Linked DNA regions of Homo sapiens: region 1 is linked to region 2. A link is an interaction called in ENCODE POLR2A ChIA-PET data of the cell type or tissue named here. Cell type or tissue: CD4-positive, alpha-beta T cell. All regions are shown on one strand. Each heading gives the region's core, and the rest is flanking DNA. Links, peaks and the distances in the headings are about the cores only.

Region 1 (10,834 bases), core at 2,142-10,141, 220 kb after region 2:
CCTGGGCAATGTAGAGAGACCCCATTTCTACAAAAAATACAAAATTTAAAAATTAAAAATAATAATAAATTAGCCTGGCATGGTGGTGCATGCCTGTGGTCCCAGCTACTTGGAAGGCTGAGGTGCAAGGATTCCTTGGGCCGGGAAGGTCAAGGTTGCAGTGAGCTGTGATCATGCCACTGCACTCCAGCCTGGGCAAGAGAGCAAGACTGTCCCAAAAAAAAAAAAGAAAATTATTTTAGACAGAAGCCAAAGTGTACACTCCATCTCTATGCAGAGATTTCTAGTCTCCAAGATAATCAGTCTCAGTTCCATCATATTGCTATGAAGACAAGAATGCATTTTTAAAGAAATTAAGTTATCCATGCTGTGTCTAAATACTTTTAGGGCAGTCACAAAGAAAAATTATGCTAGTTTTGCATCATCCCAAATGGCACAACTCCAATGAATGAGTACAGGCTGTATGTTCTACCTATTAGTACATCTTTCTGTTGTCACTGCTGCCTAAAAGTGGAATGTCCTGCCTTAGGGTATCTGTTATCAGAGGTCAGGATGTTAGGATCATGATTCAAAAGTCCTACTGATAGATGATTTAGACAAACTTTATTTAAGATTCCTTCCAAACCTCAGATCTTCTTATAAGTTAAAAATAAAATCGATTTTTAAGTGCCCAATCCACTACAATTCAAAAGTCTTAAATTTCAGCTGATAAACTACAAGAAGCCAAAGGCATAGGTCTTCCAGTAACATTTTGAGTACTTTCCACTTTTCCTCAAGAAACAGTAGCTTAAATTATCAGGCCTTGACCCTATTAAATCACTCTGACATTGAATGAAAAATAAGTACTTAAATATATGTCCCATTTTTATGCATGATCATTTAATGTCAAATACCAATTCCTTTCTTCTTCTCAAAGAAATACAGATCTGTCAGGGACAAATATAGACCTGTAAGAAATCTAGTTCAATTTCCTCACTTTACAGGCCCAGAAAGGTAAAGAAACTTGACTTAAAATCACTTAATTAGTACAATGTCTATTAGCACTGCAATAAATCACTGTCATTTATTTCCTCTGTGAATACACTGTAAAGAAATGCATATAATCATTCACTTAAACAGTTTAAGTGAAAAGTCATCTGGGCAATAATGTAGCCAGTGGCGACACTAAGACTCAACACATTTTTGTTTGATTCTTGCTATTATTTGCTGGTGCTGTTAACATTCCAAGACCATAAAAGTGTAAGATGTAGTTGAGTTACAGAAGTGGGTACAGGTGAGGGTAGGTGTAAATGAGGCAAAAACGTTAAAGGGGAAAGAAGCTATTTCTAATTGCTGGAATTTCAGAATCTGCTTGTCTTAAAAAAAAAAAAAAGAGTCATGAGGCAACAAAAACGGACTACTCCTGGTAAGTCATAATGATACAACCACTTTGTAAATAATTTCGCAACTTTCTTATAAAGGTATATATACATTTACCATGCTCCCCAACAAACCCACTCCTAAGAGAAATGAAAACATGTCCAGACAAAGAATATGGCTGAAGGAGGCAGTATAGAATAGCAGTTAAGAAAAGAGGTGCTGGTTGGACACGGTGGCTCAGGCCTGTAATCCCAGAACTTCGGGAGGCTGAGGTGGGTGGATCACTTGAGGTCAGGAGTTCAAGACCAGCCCGGCCAACATGGTGAAACCCCCGTCTCTATTAAAAACACAAAAATTAGGCTGGGCACGGTGGCTCACACCTGTAATCCTGGCACTTTGGGAGGCCGAGGCAGGCGGATCACCCGAGGTCGGGAGTTCGTGACCAGCCTCACCAACATGGAGAAACCCTGTTTCTACTAAAAATACAAAAATAGCCAGGCGTGGTGGTGCATGCCTATAATCCCAGCTACTGGGGAGGCTGAGGCAGGAGAATCTCTTGAACCCGGGAGGCGGAGGTTGCAGTGAGCTGACATCGCACCATTGCACTCCAGCCTGGGCAACAAAAGCAAAACTCCGTCTCAAAAAAAAAAAGCAACCAAAACTTAGCCGGGCAGTAGTGGCGCGTGCCTGTAATCCCAGCTACTTAGGAGGCTGAGGCAGGAGAATCGCTTGAGCCGGGGAGGCAGAGGTTGCAGTGAGCCAAGATCTCGTCACCGCATTGCAGTCTGGGCAAGAGAGTAAGACCCTGTCTCAAAAACAAAATAAAATAAAATAAGATAAAAAAAGAAAAAGGAGGTGCTGCTATCAAACTGTCTTCAGGGTTTGAAATCTGGCTCTGCCACTTACTAAGTGTACTGATTTCAGACAGGTTATTCCCCTCTCTCCATGCCTCAAAAAATAGGGGTATCAGAAAGGGAAGGGGGCTTAATATTATGATGATACATTATGCTAGCAATTAGCAAGTCAGAGTTGTTTTTTAGTCAGAGGACTTTTAACTTTTTTAATTTTTTTTTTTTTTTGAGACGGAGTCTTGCTCTGTCTCCCAAACTAGAGTGCAGTGGCGTGATCTTGGCTCACTGCAACCTCCATCTCCCAGGTTCAAGTGATTCTCCTGCCTCAGCCTCCCGAGTAGCTGGAATTACAGGCACGCGCCACCACGCCCGGCTAATTTTTATATTTTTAGTAGAGACAGGGTATCACCATGTTGATCAGGCTGGTCTCGAACTCCTGACCTCGTGATCTGCCTGCCTCGGCCTCCCAAAGTGCTGGGATTACAGACATGAGCCACCGCACCCAGCCCTTTTAAAATTTTTTAATTGAAATATAATTCTACATATTTATGGGGTACATAGTGATGTTTCAGTAAATAAAATGTATAGTGGTCGGGGTAATTGGCATACCCACCATTTCAAACATTTATCATTTCTTTGTGTTGGGAACATTCAATAATTCTCCTTTTAGCTATTTGAAGCTATATGTTATTAACTATAGTCATCCTCCCGGGCCATAGAACACTAGAACGTATTCCTCCTATCTAGTTGTAATTTTGTGTCCTTTAACCCCATCTCTCCTCTCTCCTTCTTCCCCCTACCCTTGCCAGTCTCAGAGGACATTTTAAAACACATATACACACCCACAGCAACGGTAGTGTACAATACAGTATTTAAGAGTTTATGTGTATTTTGTGTATGGTCAAATAAATATAGTTTCCAATTCTGACTGCCACAGAGAATTGTTGGGAGGTTACCTCCCTGAGATTTGGTTTCACTAACTATAAAACGAAGACAATGCCACCTCAGAGAATTATTGTAAGAATGTAGTAAGATGTATAAAGTGTTTACTTATTACAATGCTTGACATATCATAGCTAAAAAACGGAAACTATTTTATTATGCAATATGCACATTATAACTAGAATGACCATTCATCCTTCTTTGCTTGTGATAGTCACAATTTATGCCAATTTTTAAACATAATTTTTTTTTTTTTTTTTTGAGACGGAGTCTCGCTCTGTCACCCAGGCTGGAGTGCAGTGGCGCGATCTCGGCTCACAGCAAGCTCCACCTCCCAGGTTCACGCCATTCTCCTGCCTCAGCCTCCCGAGGAGCTGGGACTACAGGCACCCGCCACCACGCCTGGCTAATTTTTTGTATTTTTAGTAGAGACAGGTTTCAATGTGTAAGCCAGGATGGTCTCAATCTCCTGACCTCATGATCCGCCCGCCTCGGCCTCCCAAAGTGCTGGGATTACAGGCGTGAGCCACTGCGCCAGGCCTACAACATAATTATTAATGGCCATTCTCTATCTTGATATGTTCCAGTTTCGATGATAAATTATATGGTCACCCTAATTTATAACTAAAATACTGTCAAGATTTTTCCTTTATTTAGTTCTTTGTTCTCTTATTCCCTTTTTAGTGACATTTTCTCTTTCTTATCCAACTCACTGTCCCCCTTTTCCAACCTCTCTCTTGCTCTCACTTGTTCTCACTCCCCTTATCCAGGTGCTTGGCAACCTCAATGCTGCAAGTCCAGGTTCTGTGGTCCTAAACTCCTCAGTAATGGCATGTTTTTCAAATCTTATTTTTCTCAAATTCCCATCCATCCTTTCACTGAATTCCAGAATAAAAGCTAGTGACCCTAAAAACACTACCACGATCACCAACAATGGGATTAATATTCTAGTTCTCTAAGGATAACAACACTTTAACAGGAAACTCCAAGAGAGACAACACCTTAAGCCAAAGTAGAGAAACTAACAGCATAAATGTCAGATACTGTGACAGGCTGGGTAGGATAGACCATTTGAGAACTTTACTCTTCGAATCAAATAATTTAGGTGGGTTTCTACTAAATACCTATATCAGAACAGCCCTGATTCCCTCCTTTTTGCTGGTTCTCAGACAATCCAGTCAAAATACCAAAGGCTCAAAAACTAACATTACATTAATAGTTCTTAAGGGTTTTGTCCTATGCCCTCATCTTTCACTCTACAAATGCTCCCCTAGGTTATTTCAATCACTCCCCTGAGTTCGATTAGCATCAATGCTGATCGCCAAATCTACATTTCCAGCCCACAGCTGTCTCCAGCCCAAAGCTCTCCAGCCTAGTTGTCTTTTAATTTAGCCTCACACCCAGCTGCATGTAGTGCAGCTCCACAGGATGTGCTACCTCTGCTTCAAACTTTACTGAACCCTGCTTCTTAACTCAACTCTGCTTCTTTCTTACCATTACCCACCCCAATCCTATTCAATTTATTTTCATTAAATTCCCTCTCATCTACCCAGTTTACGAAGCCAGAAACAAGCATGTTATCCTTAACTTTTGCCTTTCCATCTCATCCCCCACAGCCAAACGGCCATGTTCTATTTGTCCAATCTGTTTCTCCCCAACACTAAGTCACCAGTAGAGTTCTAGGCACCACCATCATCTCTCAACGAATACCATAATAGCTGCTAACTGACCCCTGGTAACCACTCTTAGTCCCTCCAATTTGTTCCCCATTTTGGCTAGAATGATACTTCTAAAATGAATGTCTGATCATGTTATTCCTGACGTAAAACCCCCTTTAATGACTATTATCCTCAGGAAAGTCTCCTCGTATGACTTCTCAGGGCCTTTACCATTTGGTCCCCACATTTCTCTTCAACCTCATTTACTACCTCTTCCATTTGATACCCCATGACTGTGCCATCCAACCATTCTCAATTTCTTTCTGTTGCCTACAGGACATCACACTTACTGTTCACTTCTTTCTGTCTGGCATACTCTTCAGAACTTGATATGGCTATCATTTCCTTCAGGAATCATTCCCCAATCCCCCAAGTCTATTCAGGCCCTCTTCCAATATACCTTGTACCTTCCTTTCAGGGCATTTATATTACAGAGGTTATTAATCCTGGCTGCACCTCCAAATAATGGGAGAAACTTAGTCCCAGAATTTCAGATTCAGAAATGTGGCAAAATGGCATTCAATTCTGGGTGTCAGATTTAGCTTAGCAAAAAGCACAAGGGGAAGATATGACAGCCTTCAAAGATTTGTAGGTCTTAGCATAGCATGGGAAAGAGGAAGCCAACTTGTTATGGGGTACCAAAGATGGTGGTAACAAAGCCACTATGCAGAAGTTTCAGGAAGGCAATTTTTGGTTTAAAAAAAAGAAAGAACTATCTACAAGTCTAACTGCCCCCAAAAAGATACTGGGATGCCTAGAAAGTGGTGAATTCACAGTCACTAGAGGTTAAGTATCAGGGACCCTAAAAGAATTCCTATATTTGTGACGTCATACTAAATAATATCCACAGTTCAAATCAATTCTAAGATTCTATGGTACCTAAATTCATAAAATATTTTAAAGATGCCGGGCGCGGTGGCTCATGCCTGTAATCCGAGCACATTGGGAGGCCAAGGCGGGTGGATCACCTGAGATCGGATCACCTGAGTTCGGGAGTTCAAGACCAGACTCACCAACATGGAGAAACCCCATCTCTACTTAAAAAAAAAATAAAAATTAGCCAGGCATGGTGGTGCCTGCCTGTAATCCCAACTACTCAGGAGGCTGAGGCAGGAGAACCGCTTGAACCCAGGAGGCAGAGGTTGCGCTGAGCCGAGATTTTTCCATTGCACTCCAGCCTGGGCAACAAGAGTAAAACTCAAAAAAAAAAAAAAATTTAAAGATGACTAGACAGCAGCTGAATGAAAGCACATTACTCTAACCCACTCTAACAGGAAGCATAACTTCCTAAAAAATTAGATTTAACTGCCTATTTTACAAATAACTCAGTGAAACTACTCATAAAAATAGCTAAATACATTACGTTTTCGTGTATTAACTTTTTAAAGAAAAAAATGAAAAACTGTCATTAAGATTGGAAATAGGGAGAGTCTCCTAGTTTTTATTTGACCCTGTGTGAAAAGCCAAAAGAAACCAAGATGCTGATTTGTCGATCGATTATTTCTCAAAGGGTAAAATGACATCAAAAAGGCTTTTTTAGGATGTGGTAACTTTTATAATTTTTATAATTTTTAATTTTTATTTACTTATTTATTTATTTATTTTTGAAATGGAGTCTTGCTCTGTCACCCAGGCTGGAGTGCAGTGGCACAATCTTGACTCACTGCAAGCTCCGCCTCCCGGGTTCACGCCATTCTCCTGCCTCAGCCTCCCAAGTAGCTGGGACTACAGGCACCCGCCACCACGCCCAGCTAGTTTTTTTGTATTTTTAGTAGAGACGAGGTTTCATCATGTTAGCCAGGATGGTCTCGATCTCCTGACCTCGTGATCCACCCGCCTCGGCCTCCCAAAGTGCTGGGATTACAGGGGTGAGCCACCGCACCCGGCCAGGATGCAGTAACTTTTAAAAAGACTTTGTACACTAACAAATATTTGTTTTCTCATGTATACATGAGAAAGAGGGAAAGATGAGAAAGAGTTAAAGGTTTCTTAACGCCTTATGTAATTATAACAGTTATGGGTACAAGAAAAACAATGGAGAAGAATGGAACTAAATAACAGCCTCATTCTCTCTGCTGTCATATTTTATTGTATCTTCAGGTCAAAGTGATCTGGAAAGAAGCCATTTTTGCACGAGAAAGAACAAAAATGCAAAAAAAAAAAAAAAAGAATATAAAGTATTTAATCTGAAGTCATCCTTTTCCTATGACTTTTATAAAAAGCACAAAAAATGTCTAAATTAGTTACTGTCATCTTTAACTCACTACTATTTATATCTCCATACTTTTATTTTACAACTTAGAGAAAACATTCTACTTTCATCAAAATTTTAGTTTTAATAAATATGCTGCAATCTTAGGTTGGAGTTATTAAGAGAGGTGGAGTGGTCTTTTCTCCCCACAAGGAAATCTTTTATAATAATCTTCAATAAAAAAAAGAAAGAAAGAAAGAAAAAGAACTTGCAAAACATTATGTTTCCATACAACTTTACAAAACACATTTTCATATATGAAAGACTACTATAGAGAAGCAACATAATCAAACTGTAAAGCCTCTGTTATGGGTTGAATTTGCCCACTCCTCTCCCAAAAAGATATGTTGAAATCCTAACCCCCCCAGTACCTCTGAATGTGACCTTACGTTGCAGATGTTACTAGTTAAAATGAGATCATACTGGAGTAGAGTGGGCCCCTAATCCAATATGATTGTTGTCCTTTTAAGAAGCCAACAGTATGAAAACAGAGACACAGAAGGAGAAGGCCATGTGATGACAAAGGCAAGAGACTGGAGTAAAGCAGCTGCAAGCCAACGACTGCCAGCAAACCATCTGAAGCTAAGGTAAAGCAAGAAAGGTTTCCCCTCCAGGTTTCATGGGGAACACAGCGCTGTTGACACCCTGATTTTGGACTTCTAACCTTCAGAACTGTGAGACAACACATTTCTGTTGTCTTAAGCCACCTAGTTTGTGATACCTTGTTGTGGCAAACCCAGGAAATGAATACAGCCTCCATTTGATGAGGAGAGCAAAAAAAGTCACACAAATCTAAGTGTTATAATCATGTTCACTATAATCCATTACCCAATCAAAACAGGATTTTGGCCTTGCTTCAGTGTGGTCACTGTCTACATGGTCTCCAGCTCATCAAAACGGAATCCACGTTTCTATTAAATATCCCACTTATTCAGTATCTAGGCTAGACAGTTATCTAGGCCACCAAGTTTAATAAAAGTGTGTCTGTTTTCCCATGTGTTACAGGACAGTCGTGTTCGTATTTTATATTGTACATATTTTGACCAGATAGTACATACCCATAGTAAAACTGGATAAAAAGAAATGTGTTGGCCGGGTGCGGTGGCTCACGCCTGTAATCCCAGCACTTTGGGAGGCTGAGGCAGGCAGATCATGAGGTCAGGAGGTCGAGACCACCCTGGCTAACACGGTGAAACACCATCTCTACTAAACAAAATACAAAAACTTAGCCGGGCACGGTGGCGGGCGCCTGTAGTCCCAGCTACTTGGGAGGCTGAGGCAGGAGAATGGCGTGAACCCGGGAGGTGGAGCTTGCAGTGAGCCGAGATCGTGCCACTGCACTCCAGCCTGGGTGACAGAGCAAGACTCTGTCTCAAAAAAAAAAAAAAAAGTGTTTCACCCTCACTCTTCTGTCCACAAATCATCCTGTTCCCCGCTCCAGAGAGAAACATTATTACTAGTTTATTCTATGTTTTTCCAGTAAGATTCCATGCATTTATAAAAATACTATATATACTTATGTATGTGACGCATTTAAATGGTAGCATACTCTACACATTCTGAACCTTTTGTTAACCACTTCACATGTGTCTTGGAGACCATTCTGTATATGTAGAACTTGTTTTTCATTTGCAGTACAATATTCCATTATATGGATGCACCATAATATATTTAACCAATCCTCTACAGATAGACATTAAGGTCACTGCCAATACTTATCTTTATCACGATGATGCTGTAATAGCTATCTTTTTTTGTTGTTTTGGTTTTTTGTTTTGGTTTGGTTTTTTTTTTTTCAAAGTCTCAATCTGTCACCCAGGCTGGAGTGCAATGGCATCAACTCAGCTTACTGCAACCTCCACCTCCTGGGTTCAAGTGATTCTCATGCCTCAGTCTCCCAAGTAGCTAGGATTACAGGTGCCCACCTCCATGCCTATTTTTTTTTTTTGAGACTTAGTCTCACTCTGCCACCCAGAATGGAGCGCAGTGGCATGATCTCGGCTCACTGCAACCTCCGCCTCCCAGGTTCAAGCGATTGTCCTGCTTCAGCCTCCCGAGTAGCTGGGACTACAGGTGCATGCCATCACGCCTGGCTAATTTTTTGTATTTCTAGTATAGACAGGGTTTCACCATGTTAGCCAGGATGGTCTTGATCTCCTGACCTCATGACCCGCCCACCTCGGCCTCCCAAAGTGCTGGGACTACAGGTGTGAACCACTGCACCCAGCCTAATTTTTCTATTTTTAGTAGAGACGGAGTTCTGCCATGTTGGCCAGGCTGGTCTCGAACTCCTGACCTCAAGTGATCTGCCCGCCTCAGCCTCCCAAAGGGCTGGAATTACAGGCGTGAGCCACCACGCCCGGCCATGTACTGGCTTTTTATTATCCTTTCACTGAACTCTTTCTTTGCCATCCTATTTATAACTGCAATCTCCTGTTCCCTACCCTAGTAGTCACCATCTCCCTCCCATGCTTTATTTTTCCTCATAGTACTTTTTTAAGTTATCTGGCATTCTATATATTTCACTCATTTGTTGCTTGTCTACATCAACTAGAATGTAGGGCTCCATAAACACAAGAACTTTTGTCTCTTTCATTCGAAACTAAATCCCTAGTATCTGAGTGTCTGGCAAATAGCTAGTGCGCAGTATTTATTCAATAATTGAATGGTTTTATTTGATCCCAGAAAAGGGACAACATACCTTTCCTTCAAGGCAAAGTAAGTCACAGTTCCCAAACTGATGAGTAATTTGTCCTCTTTATCTTGTATTAATTTTCTATATTATGTCAAATAAAATTATTATATTTTTGTGTGATCCAGATTTGGATCACAGAGTATATCAGATTGGATATACTCTGTGAAGCCAGGAATTCCCAATTTAATTCAGCCTATCCGCTTAAAGATAATGTTTTCTGGTCTTTCTCAATATTGTGCGTACTTTTCAAACAGTGTATACTTGACTCTGCATCCTTGTATGTAGTGGCCCTCCTGCATTGACAATATCATTAACACACAATTTCTTCTACCAGCTGTACATTTTCACCAGAAGAGTGGCTCAGTGTGACATTACTTCCAGTAAATACAGGGGGTCCTGAAATGCCAACTAGCTTATCTTAAAGCAGCCAATACATATCGAATTTGTCCCAGTTGCCTTTATAAGGAGTTAAGACACGCAGTAAGTTGCGTCACTCTATGGCAGAGCGATCAGTCTGTATTTCAGTCAGGACCTGGCACACCAGGGCCTAAAAGTAAAATGACTGTTGACAAACTGTTCATTGGGAAGGGGAGAAGGTAATACTTTACAGAAAAATAAAGAACATAAGAAAAGTAAGTTCTTACTTGTCTTAGCCTGTTCAGGCTGCTATAACAAAATACCATAAACTAGGTAGCCTATACACAATGAAAATTTGTTTCTCATAGTTGTGGAAGCTGGGAAGTCCAAGATCAAGGCACTGGTGGATTCAGAGTCTGGTGAGGGCCCACTTTTTTTTTTTTTTTTTTTGAGACGGAGTTTTGCTCTCGTCACCCAGGCTAGAGTGCAGTGGCCTGATCTCCACTCACTGCAACCTCCGCCTCCCGGGTTCAAGCGATTCTCCTGCCTCAGCCGCCCCGGTAACCGGGATTACAGGCACCCGCCACCACGTCCAGCTAATTTTTGTATTTTTAGTAGAAACAGGGTTTCACCATGTTGGGCAGGCTAGTCCTGAACTCCT
Region 2 (11,838 bases), core at 1,522-9,521:
TCATCAAAAAACAGAGTTTAATTTAAAGTTACAGCACATCTCAATTTGGACTAGCCATGTTTTAAGTGCCTAATAACCACATACGGCTAGTGGCTACCATATACTAAGAATTGTAGAAATAGTATCATTGTCTGAGGAAAGCATTTTAGACTGGTTCTACAAAGTTACCCAGATTGAGATATTTTAGGAAAATAGCCTTCTTCTATTCAGGGAAGTTTGTAGGCAGATGCAAAATGGAACAAAGACAATACCCATTTTTTGGTTTATATGTGGCTTTTCTCAACAAAGGTAATTGCTGTGGTCATCTATATCTCCCTGTTTGCTTTTTACAGTATACAGAACAAGGAATTTTTCCCTGTTCTCCATTTTATAGTAGAGAGAACAAAGAATTAAAAGAGAGATGAAACAAGTTAATACAATAGCTCTGGCACCACTTAGTACTTGTGTACCTATTGGGCTTCATGCTTTCTGCCCCTCCCCAAAAGAATTATCTTGTGAAAGAAGAATTGTTGCACACCTAAAAATCAAAGTAGACTGTGTTTTTCCAGAAGAAAACACTGAGGAAGATTGACCCTGGATCAGTGAAATTCAGGGATGTGGCTGTAGATTTCTCTCAGGACATGTGAGAATATCTGGACTTTTCTAAGACTATACACAGAGGTTTAGTGTTGAAAAACTATAGGATGGGAGGCCTAGGCGGGCGGATTACCTGAGGTTAGGAGTTCAAGACCAGCATGACCAACATGGTGAAACCCTGTCTCTACGAAAAATTCAAAAATTAGCTGGGCGTGGTGGCACACATCTGTAATCTCAGCTACTTGGGAGGCTGAGTAAGGAGAATTGCTTGAGCCCAGGAGGCGGAGGTTGCAGCAAGCCAAGAGCATGCCACTGCACTCCAGCCTGGCCGACAGAGCAAGACTCTGTCTCAAAAAAGAAGAAAAGACAAGAAAAACTATAAGAACCTGGTATCACTGGGATATCCACATCTCTAAGCCAGGATAGTGCACAGATTAAGATTCAAGGTCACTTGGAAAGACCAATGCTTTATTGTGAACTAGAAGATGGACTGTACACAGTTGGTCCCTACATCTTTGCAAAGATACTACAGGAGCTCCTATAGGAGCATTGCACTTATATTAGCACCTGCAGATTACTCCCCTTTTAGCTGGACAACCTGAGGATGAGACTGGAGTACACCTGCTGGTGTTGGTTGGAGGTGTTCTATTGCAGGACCATGGCATAGCCTATATCAATATGTAGAATATTTCCATCACCTCAGAAAGTATCCATATGACCCTTTGCAGTCAAGTACCTTCTCCTGACCCCTATCCTATGCCCTGGCAACCACCAATCTCTTTTCTGACCTTATAGTTTTGCCTTTTCCAGAAGGTCATATAAATGGAATCATATAGTTTAAAAAAATATGATGCAATGAAACTTATAAATTAACCAATAAAAGTGGGAATGAATTTAGAGAGCATGAAAAGATAAAAGGAATAAAGATAAAATAAATAAGATAAAACTCTAGAACCAAAATAGGAATGAAGAAATTTAAAGAAGAAACTTATAATAATGTTAACATCAAATATATAAAACCTAAGATAAAATTTTTTAAGAGTAGTCAAAGAAGATAAAAATTTTCAAACTCTGCTGCTGGGCACAGTGGCTCAAGCCTGCAGTCCCAGCACTTTGGGAGGCAGAGGTGGGCGGATCACCTGAGGTCGGGAGTTCAAGACCAGCCTGATCAACATGGAGAAACCCTCTCTCTACTAAAAATAAAAAATTAGCTGGGGTGATGGAGCATGCCTGTAATCCCAGCTACTCAGGAGGCTGAGGCAGGAGAATCACTTGAACCCAGGAGGCGGAGGTTGCGGTGACCCAAGATCACGCCATTGCACTCCAGCCTGGGCAACAAGAGTGAAACTCCGTCTCCAAAAAAAAAAAAAATTTCAAACTCTGACATAACAGTTAACTTTAGGACCATAGCCAAAAGATAGAAACAGCATAAACGCCAAAATAAAAAGAAGCCAATAAAGATAAACACAAAAGGAAAAAAATCAAAATCATAAAAATATACACCTACATACTTATATATTTTTTATATCTCATATGTATAAAATCTTATATATCATATCTATGAGATAAGTAGGTATTTTTAACATTTTATTTATATTTCGTTAAATAAATATATATACCTGTATACTTAAATATGTTATACTTGTAGATACAGAATGTAAATCCGAGTTCAAGAACACCAGTTAGTAACAGTGTTTTTCTACTAGTGGTGGGTTTGTGGGTAGTTTTTATTATGTTTCTTAAACGAACATTTTTATTTATTTAACAAATATTAAGGAGGACGTAAATAGATTGTATAGTTAAAAGTTGAAAAAAAAATTGGAAAATATTTAAAGGAGAGTAAAAGGAATAAACACAGAATTATAATAGATTGATAAGATATACCCTCCAAAGTACAAGATTTCTATAATTTTAATCCATGGGTAAGAGAAATGTCTAACTAAATTTTGTGTGTGTGTGTGTGTGTGTGTGTGTGTGTGTGTGTGTGTGTACATGCGCGAATGTTTCCAATCAGATCCTCGGGAATAAACAAGGAGAAGAATTAAATATCAGTACTGGACCCTTGATCTTTCCTTTCACCTTAGGCTGCCTTTAGATTCCCTTTTGGAGCTATGAATATACCCCTTAGTTACAGGTGTACATTGCCAATGTATGTATCTTAGCCTGGGATAGCTGAAGTGATTTGTCTAGTTATTTGAATTTTAGCATTTGAGAGATTTTTTAAGTGAACACCTAGCCTTTAACACCATAAGAAAAGCCTTGTGAAATGATAGAAGTATTTTTAATTTGGACAGTTGAGGGGAAGATATCCTAACAGCAATTTTTTTTTAGTGTTTCTGCTTTTATTCTTCTAGAAATTTAGAAACGTTTCAAGTGAAATCCAGCTTTTTTTGTGGGGCAGAAGACTATATATAGATTAATTTGGGCATTTTTTTCTAACGTGGAGTCTTCTTATCCAGAAAAATGGATGTCTCCCCAATTTTTAAAAATAATTTCAACTTTTATTTTAGATGCAGGGGGGTACATGTGCAGATTTCTTACATAGTATATTGCGTGGTGCTGAGTGTTTGGGGTTCGAATGATCCCATCACCCAGATAGTGAGCATAATACCCATTCGGTGGTTTTTCAGCCCTTGCCCCTCTCTCCCTGCCCTAATAGACCCCAGTGTCTGGTGTTCCTATCTTTAGGTCCATGTGTACCCAATTGTTAGCGCCCACTTATAAGTAAGAACATGCGGGATTTGGTTTTCCTGACAGCAGTTCTTAACAGGAAAACTGTTTACACTGTTTTATATGGCCAAATGTGTGGCTACACTTCTATGCATTTCCTTCTTGAGAGTTTTCATGTCTTCTGGTCTAAAAATAAAAGCCCTTGGCCCTCAAAGAAACTTCAAAATATAGCATGTACTATAGTGTGGAGGGAAAAAAAGGCAAATCAATGATTCCAGTGTGAATGTGTTTCTAATCAGCATAGATTAAAATTTTAAAGTATACATTAAGGTGTAAGAGTGTTCTTAGATAGAATATTTTCTGCATCTTCAAAGAGTATTCAAGAGAATAAGGAGTACTTCTTTCTAGATTCCTTTTTCTATTTATTTCAGTCTTTTCCATGAGCTGGAAAACTGTGAAATATTGACTCTTGAACAAAAGCATGTTGTCTTTTTGTTAACTCATTCTTAAACAACTCCAGACACACATTTATCCACCACCTACCTTTTCAGTTTCTATATAGGCAGTAAGCGTGTTCTTAAAAATCCCAAGACTTCAGTTACCACCTCTATGGCAACATGATTTCCTAATGCACAGCTCGGAGTGCCAATCTCTTCAGAACTCTGGTGCCACGTTTTCACCAGTATGTTCTTTTGTCAACTCAAGTCACCACATGTTCTCTTACACCTTTCTTTAATATTTCTGTTAAGAATATCATCTGAGGCTGGGTTCGGTGGATCACTTGAGGTCAGGAGTTTGAGACCAGCCTGGCTAACATAGCAAAACCCCATCTCTACTAAAAATACAAAAAAAAGTAGCCACGTGCGGTGGCGCATGCACCAGCTACTCAGGAGGCTGAGGCAAGAGAATCGCTTGAACCCAGGAGGCAGAGGTGCAGTGAGCCAAGATCGCACCACTGCACTCCAGCCTGGGTGACAGAGAAAGACTCCGTCACAGAAAAAAAAAAAAAAAAAAAAAAAAAAAAAAAAAAAAAAAAAAAAAAAAAAAAAAAAAAGGATATCATCTGAGTCCTAGTCAAAATCTGTTATCATCTTTTGACTATCATTTTTAAACTCCCACTTGAAATAAATTGCTCTGATTTTTAATTACTCTTGTATTTAAAAAGCTTTAATTCTTCACTGTTATCTAAATTACACTCTTAATTTTAAATTCCAAGCCTTTTACCTCTAACTACAATGTAGTTTTATATTTTACTGTTCCCCCACTTACACATTCTAGATTCTGCCCCATCACATATGTACGTTATTCCCTGAACATGTCTGCCTTTTCCTAGTCTTGTGTTTTAATCATGCTCTTCTACCCGTAGCTTCATGAAGATGACATTTTCATGTTATCTCCCATGTCTTTCCAACAAGAAGAAATGTCTCCTTCCTTGGAATCCCTCAGCAGTTTTTCTCTCGGACATGTCACTTTTTCTCTCTGCTTTTTTTGGTAGTTACTTGTAAACTTGACATTTTTCATCACCAGAGTAAATTTATGGAGTGCAGAGTTGATGTCTTAAATTTGTATCCCATGGTGAGTCAGGCACAGTGTTGGCATTTAGGAAGTACTCTAGAAATTCTTTTTTTGCACTGAATTATATTTGAAAGTAGAAACCAATATTGGCTTCAAGGAAAATGCAGATCTCTGCTAACTAAAACTTTATTATCCAGGGCAAAAGAGACTTGATTTTGCCTGCCTGCCGTGTTGTAGAGGTTATGAAATGGGTCAACCTGGACTGAAAGATTAACTTCATAGAGTTCTAACCCTGACCAGGAAGACCTAAGAACTAAATGGTCCATGAAAAGGTTAAATGAAATACTAAAGATGGGAATACAGAAAAGAGAGGCACTGAAAGTCTAAGGCTTAACACTTGCCCTAAATTTGAAAATGTGGTTTTTGTAAGTTTGTATAACTCTTAGTTCCAACCTATAGTTCTCTTCATTGTAGCTTCATGTTTATCTAGATGGAAACAGGAAAAGGATATCCTCTGGTGGTTTATTTGGGGAAGGCCGAGTCATCAGAAAATCACCTCAGACTGTCTGCCTCACCAAATTATATTTATGTATACAGAGACACATTCATATGTCAGGAAAAGAAAAAAGTTTCATGCTGTCTTAATCCTATCACCAATATATATATTTTTCCTGGACTTAACTCATTTATCATAATTAAGGGTCTGATATGTCCCAGGTGCTAGGATAAATTAATTGAAAGGCTGGGGATGAGTCTTCTGTGTACCCTACCTTCACGAATACGGAGTGTCTTTTGACCCACATATTTCCACTCGTGGTATTATGATATGAGTCTCTAAGGCTTTATTAATTTTTTTTTGGCTTTTTTCTCATCTCTACTTCAGATTGGGTAGCTTTTGTTGCCCTTTCTTCAAATTTATTCTTCTTACAGTTTATATCTCCTTACTGAGATTATCCATTTTTCCTCTAATTGTTTTTCTTCTAAATTCTTGAACTTATTTGTAGTAAATGTTGAAAGTTCTTGTCTCTTACTTTCATTATCTCTATCATTATCGAGTCTCTTTATAGTGGTTTGTTTCCTGTTTATAGGTCACATTTCCCTGCTTCACTTATGTAGTAAGTTTTTATTGTATGCTGAACATTGTGGATATTACGTTGAAAAAAATTCTTACCTAATTATTATAGAATTAAACTTTCTGCCCAGGAACTGCATCTTCAGAAGTATCATGCAGTGACTTCTTGTCCTGTGGTCATAATCATATCTACCTTTCTCTTAAGGACCTGACTTTCCTTTGTTTAATCAAGGAGTTGGTCTTTACATTTTTAAAAATTCATTTTAAGTTTAAAAAAATCCCTTTAAATTTCTTAGCATGTTTTTGAACAGTCTTATTTTTTATTCTTAATTCCTGTTTTATCACCTTATGCTCATGTATACTCTTAATATTTTAATAGTTTAATGTATTTTCTTAACTAATTTTATTCTTTTTATACTACTATGTAAAAAGTAGAGGTATAAGAAAGGTAGTTGTGGTTTTTGGGGGGTTTTGGTTTTGGTTTTTGAGACACGTTCTCACACTGTCACCCAGGCTGGAGTGCAGCAGCAAGATCTCGGCTCACTGCAGCCTCTGCCTCCAAGGCTTAAGCAATCCTCCCACCTCAGCCTCCTGAGTAGCTGGGAGTGCAGGCATGTGCCACCACACCCGGCTAATGCCACCACACCCGGCTAATTTTTGTATTTTTTTGTAGAGACAGGGTTTCTCCGTGTTGCCCAGGCTGGCCTCAAACTCCTAGGCTCAAGCGATCTGCATGCCTCAGCCTCCCAAAGTGCTGAGATTACAGGCAGGAGCCATTGTGCCTGGCTTAGAAAGACAAATTGTAAGGGTAGATTATATTCTTTCCTTTGCAGTTGGTATTAAAAGGTTCCTAAAAAAGTTCTTTTAGTAGCCTTCTCTCAGTCCCAACCCATGACTTCCATTCTTCCTAAAGAGCTATCTCCTTAATTGTCTTTGCTTCTCATGCAGATGATAATTAGCCTTCTCTACTGTCCATATAACTAAATTCCATCTTGCCTTTTTATGTTGTGAGCCATCTATCTTTTTATCCAACATAATCTAAAATATGGGAATGAGACCAGATTGAAATAATCTGGGTCAGGGGATGAAAACCTTAGATTAAGATGAAGACAGAGTGATTTAAAAACCTGAATTTTTAATGCAGATTACACTTAAAAATTGATAAAATAGAAAAGGGATATACTAGGAGTGAGCTCTCCTGCATATTGAGAAATTAAATTGTGTAGAAAATACTGCTTTAGGTTTTTTCCCAGTCGTTTCTTAGATTAAATCAGTGTATATAAATAAGGTTTTTGGAAAGTCTTTTTAGCATGTACACATATTTAAATTTAAAACTACTTGTCTTTAAAAAAGGATTATAACCTGCAAACAAGTTTGTGGTTCTATGTATTATTCAGAAATATACTCCGTTTAAACCCTGTAATTTCATAGCCAGTAAACAACTCAGAGCGTACTAGTCAGTCATGAGATACAGTTGCCCCTATATGATCCTGTCTTAGTCCATTCAGGCTGCTGTAACAAAATACTGTAGACTGGGGGGTAGCTTATAAACACCAGAAATTTATTTCTCACTATTCTTGAGGCTGGAAAGTTTAAAGATCAAGGCACCAGCAAGCAGATTTGGTGTCTGGTAAAAGACCTCTTTCTGATTGTTAGAGGTACCTTCTAACTGTAGCTTCACAGAGTAGAAGGGGAGAATGAGCTCCCTCAGGCTTCTTATATACTAATCCCATTCGTGAGAGTTCTCATGACCTAATCACTTCCCAAAGGCCCCACTTCATAATTCCATCACTCAAAATAAGAATTTTGAGGAGGTACAAACATTCAGACAATCGCAGACCCTTAAGAACTAGCTTGTCTAATTTAAAGATCACAATTTGAGTATTTAGTCTAGATTGTTAAATGACTATTACTTAAAGCTGTGCAGAAATCCAAAGGAAGTATAAGACATGGTCTTAGGAAACAGATCCAGACTCTTCTAGTTGTAGGTGTCAGAGCCTTAACTTGAATTAACAAAAGCCAAAAGGCCAGTGCCTGTGGTCCTAGCTACTAGGGAGGCTGAGGCTACAGTGAGCTGTGATCATACCACTGCACAACTTGGGTGACAGAGTGAAACCCTGTCTTTAAAAAAAAAAAAAAGAAGAAAAAAAATGTAAAGCCAAAAGGTTAGTTTATTGACCACCAGAGAAAGCAGAGGCAACTCTAGCCTCAGGGTACCTGGATGCTTGCAGGTACGTCTGCCCCGTCTGCCTGTTTCTGGTCTTTTGGCTCCGTACGGCTTGCTTATTTTTCCTTGCTTGCTTGCTTTGTGACACTTTCTGTCACAAATGCTCTTTGCAGCACATGCTGTGCTCTTTCTTTCTCTGCCCTGCATGCTCTGTTTCTGTTGCTTTGTTGCTCTGAGTCTTTGTTTGACTCTCTTGTTCAGTGTCCTCCTCCCCATTCCCTTTCCTATTTCCCTGCCTATTGGTTTCATTTTCTTCTGCCACAGGAAGGCGTTTCCATGAGGCTATAGGCTGCCTACTCTCATATTCTTCCAATTTAGCAACCAGTTAAGAAAGGATGCTCTGCTTCCAGATCTAATTGTGTACAGAAATCTAGAGAAAAGCTCTTTCTAACTTAGTTTACATAGCTAGGGAACAGGGCACTGTTTCCCACTGTAATCTCTGGGTTTAAGATGGAGAGGAAAGGTAGTCCTCAAAAGAAGGAAGATCAGCTGGGCATGGTGGCTCACCCTGTAATCCCAGCATTTTGGGAGGCCAAGGTGGGTGGATCACATGAGCCCAGGAGTTCAAGACTAGCCTGGGCAGCATAGCAACCTCCCCCGAGTCTCTACAAATATTTAAAAAATTAGTTGGGTAGGGTGGTGCATACCTGTGTTCCCAGGTATTCAGGGCGTTCAGGAGAGAGGATTTCTTGAGTCCAGGAGGACAAGGTTGCAGTGAGCCGAGATCTGCAGTGCACACCACTACACTCCAGTCTGGGTGACAGTGGGAGAACCTGTCTCAAAAAAAAGAAAAAAAAAAAAAAAAGATGATCTTTTTGGCAGTAAAAAAGGGTAAATGTTCAAAACATGAGATACTTAATGAATTAAGATTCTGTAGTCTTCACTAATATTCATATTTGAGTGCTTTCTACTTATTAGGGAATTCTTGTGTGTTCACTCATTTTTTCTATAATGCCTTTAATACCCATGCTTTTTCATTAACAAGATGACTCAAGTGAGTATAATATTTAGAAATATTTTTTAAGAATCTACTTAGTACCATTTTATCTTCTAAAAGACATTTTCATTATTTTCTATGAATGACTTTTTAATATATGGTTTTTAAAAATTTTATAGTTTCTTTAAAATATGTAAGACTAATATGTTTCCAAATTGTAGTTGTAAGTATAAGGTCATTTTATAGAGTTCAAAAATCACAGCTCTTTGCACACTTTTAGATCCTACAGTAAAGTATTGGGAAATGAAGAGTATTTGTTCAGTCCTTTACGATGGGTCTATTTTAGTGCATTTTAGTACTGTTCTTTACCTTACTTTAAACTTCTGTTCTTAATTTATATGATTACCTACCCTACTAAGCCTAAGTCTCTGTGATGAAAGAACAGTATCTTCTTCACAATACCCAGCATAGACTAATAGGTACTCATAAGGTGATTGTTGGTAAACTTTTTCTTTCCTGTACTTCATGTTTTAGTAAACTTAGTACTTTTAGGAAATACAAGTGTTGGGTGGAAAACAGATATTAATACATTTAGTGATGTTTGAGTCTCCTGACCATTTTACATTTACTGATTCTGATTTATCACCTAGTTGTCACACTGTGGAAAGATGAGCCTCTAAATTTGGGGCAGAAAGAACCTTTTATAAATAAGTATCATTTTATTGTATTCTTGATGCAGCATCCAGCGTTGCCCAAGTCTTTTATATTTTGTAGGGATGGGTAGTTTTGATTAATTCAGACTGTGACTTATAATATTTTTTACATGAAATGGTAAGTGATCAAGATTTCTTTTCATAGGCTACGGAGAGTGAGGTAGGAGATGTAGATTTGACACGTCTTCCAGAAGGACCTGTTGATTCTGAGGATGACGAAGAGGAAGATGAAGAGATTGATCGAACAGATCCATTGCAGGGGCGAGATCTTGTTCGAGAATGTCTTGAAAAAGAACCTGCAGACAAAACTGATGATGACATTGGTAAGAAATATATGTGTTCACAATAAGAATTTGTAACTTAATTTATATGGTTACCTATTTCTGCATAACAAATTATTCTAAAACTTAATAAATGTGTGTTGTGTTAAGCCATTATCTTAGAGTTTTTGTGAGTCAAATTTAGGAGCACCTTAGCTGAGTGGTTCTGGCTTGGTATCTCCCATGAGGTTGTTGTCAGAATTGACACAGGGCTGCAGCCATCCAGGTCTTCCCTGGGCTGAGCTGTAGAATCTGTGTCCAAGATAGCTATTCAAATGGCCTTTGGTGCATGACCTTCAGTTCCTCATGTGGGCCTCTGATAGGCTGCTTAATTGTCCTTACAACATACTTAAGGGGAACTTAGGCTTCCCCCTAAGTAAGTAATCCAAAGGAGAATAAGGCAAATGCCACAGTTTTTTATTATCTGTATTCAAGAGTAATGCATCATCACTTCTGCTAAATTCTGTTTGTTATACCAGGTAACTCTGATACAGTATAGAATGGGTCTGTACAAGGACATGACTATCAGGAGGCAGGGATCACTGTGAGCCATCTTTGAGGTTGGCTGCCACAATATATAAAATAAAAGCTTTGATTGCATTAAACTGATTTTTCCCTTCATGTCTATAAGACATTTAAAGCACAAGCATAGTACAATGTTCAGTGTCTGTGAATTTGCTTTTTGAAAAACTTGCAGATTTTTTAAAACCTTATATTTTTATTTCCCTAGCTTAAATATATGTATGTTTTGTGTGTACTCTTATTTTTTTTTTTGAGACGGTGTCTCACTCTGTCGCCCAGGCTGGAGTGCAGTGGCGCAATCTTGGCTCACTGCAAGCTCCGCCTCCCGGGTTCACGCCATTCTCCTGCCTCAGCCTCCTGAGTAGCTGGGACTACAGGCGCCCGCCACCACGCCTGGCTAATTTTTTGTATTTTTAGTAGCAATGGGGTTTCAACGTGTTAGCCAGGATGGTCTCGATCTCCTGACCTTGTGATCCGCCCACCTCGGCCTCCCTAAGTGCTGGGATTACAGGTGTGAGCCACCACGCCTGACCATGTGTACTCTTAAAACATTATAAATTTTTTTATGTAATATTTTACAGAACTAGTTACCATACTTTAGTTGGGAAGTTGAATGATACTAAAGATGTTAATGTTATCTTTAAGATGCAAAGATCACTTAGTGTCAAACATATATTGTTAGGATTTAATTAAGATTTTTTTCTTAGATTGCATTTTTATAATAGCTACCCTTCCAATTAGAAGATGCTGCTACTATTAAAAATCATTTATGTGAGTAAAGATCAATGTATTTGAACATTCCTTGCCATTCTAAAGATATAATACAGTTAAATAACCTGCAGTGTGGATTTATGTTATGAACGTTATCTCGACAGAAACTGAAAGTGCAATTTTACTGATAAAGAATTGTATACTATACTATTTTCATAAAACTTTTTAAAAATTGAAATATAGCTAATTCCTATGTCCTATGGATATATAGCACCTTATAGTTATTCTTAATCTCTTTGCTGACTGCTTATATGTGTTTCTTATATTTATACCTTCCTTACACATATATCCATACCAGGGAGTGGCCTGAGGCACTCATAAACATTTGTTAGTTAAAGAGAGTTACCTAGTTAGTTAGACAAATCTTGAGCTAGAATTCACATTTATTATCCCTGTTTTAATTACTTTTTGGATTTTATTAATGGCATTTTTAAATACTTTTGTTTAGTAAGAACTAGACAAAAGACTTTTTCACTAACCTATTAGATCAAAGGCCATAACTAAACCCATGGAGT

Evidence for each region. ChIA-PET counts read pairs that join two places held together with the same protein. Peaks named below come from ENCODE experiments on the same cell type or tissue, not always from the same donor. Only the 100,000 strongest peaks of a DNase experiment are listed, where the experiment ranks them.
Region 1: POLR2A ChIA-PET joins it to region 2 with 10 read pairs; 2 of 35 experiments call an interaction of 5 or more read pairs at or near these places.

The regions. Positions count from the first base shown.
Region 1 is chr5:131,293,362-131,304,195 of GRCh38, reverse strand. The region is part of intron 1 of CDC42SE2 (CDC42 small effector 2); the gene reads right to left. Among named protein-coding and RNA genes, the nearest start is that of CDC42SE2, 35 kb to the right of the region's middle. In CD4-positive, alpha-beta T cell, for the core only: no CTCF peak of the experiment used is centred there; a DNase peak (open chromatin) is centred at 7,775; H3K27ac peaks cover 1,267 bases.
Region 2 is chr5:131,508,509-131,520,346 of GRCh38, reverse strand. It overlaps RAPGEF6 (Rap guanine nucleotide exchange factor 6), which reads left to right. Exons shown (of 28, transcript NM_016340.6): 8 at 9,856-10,033. Among named protein-coding and RNA genes, the nearest start is that of RAPGEF6, 120 kb to the left of the region's middle. In CD4-positive, alpha-beta T cell, for the core only: CTCF peaks have their summits at 5,089 and 5,288; DNase peaks (open chromatin) are centred at 5,286 and 6,396; H3K4me3 peaks cover 1,353 bases; H3K27ac peaks cover 515 bases.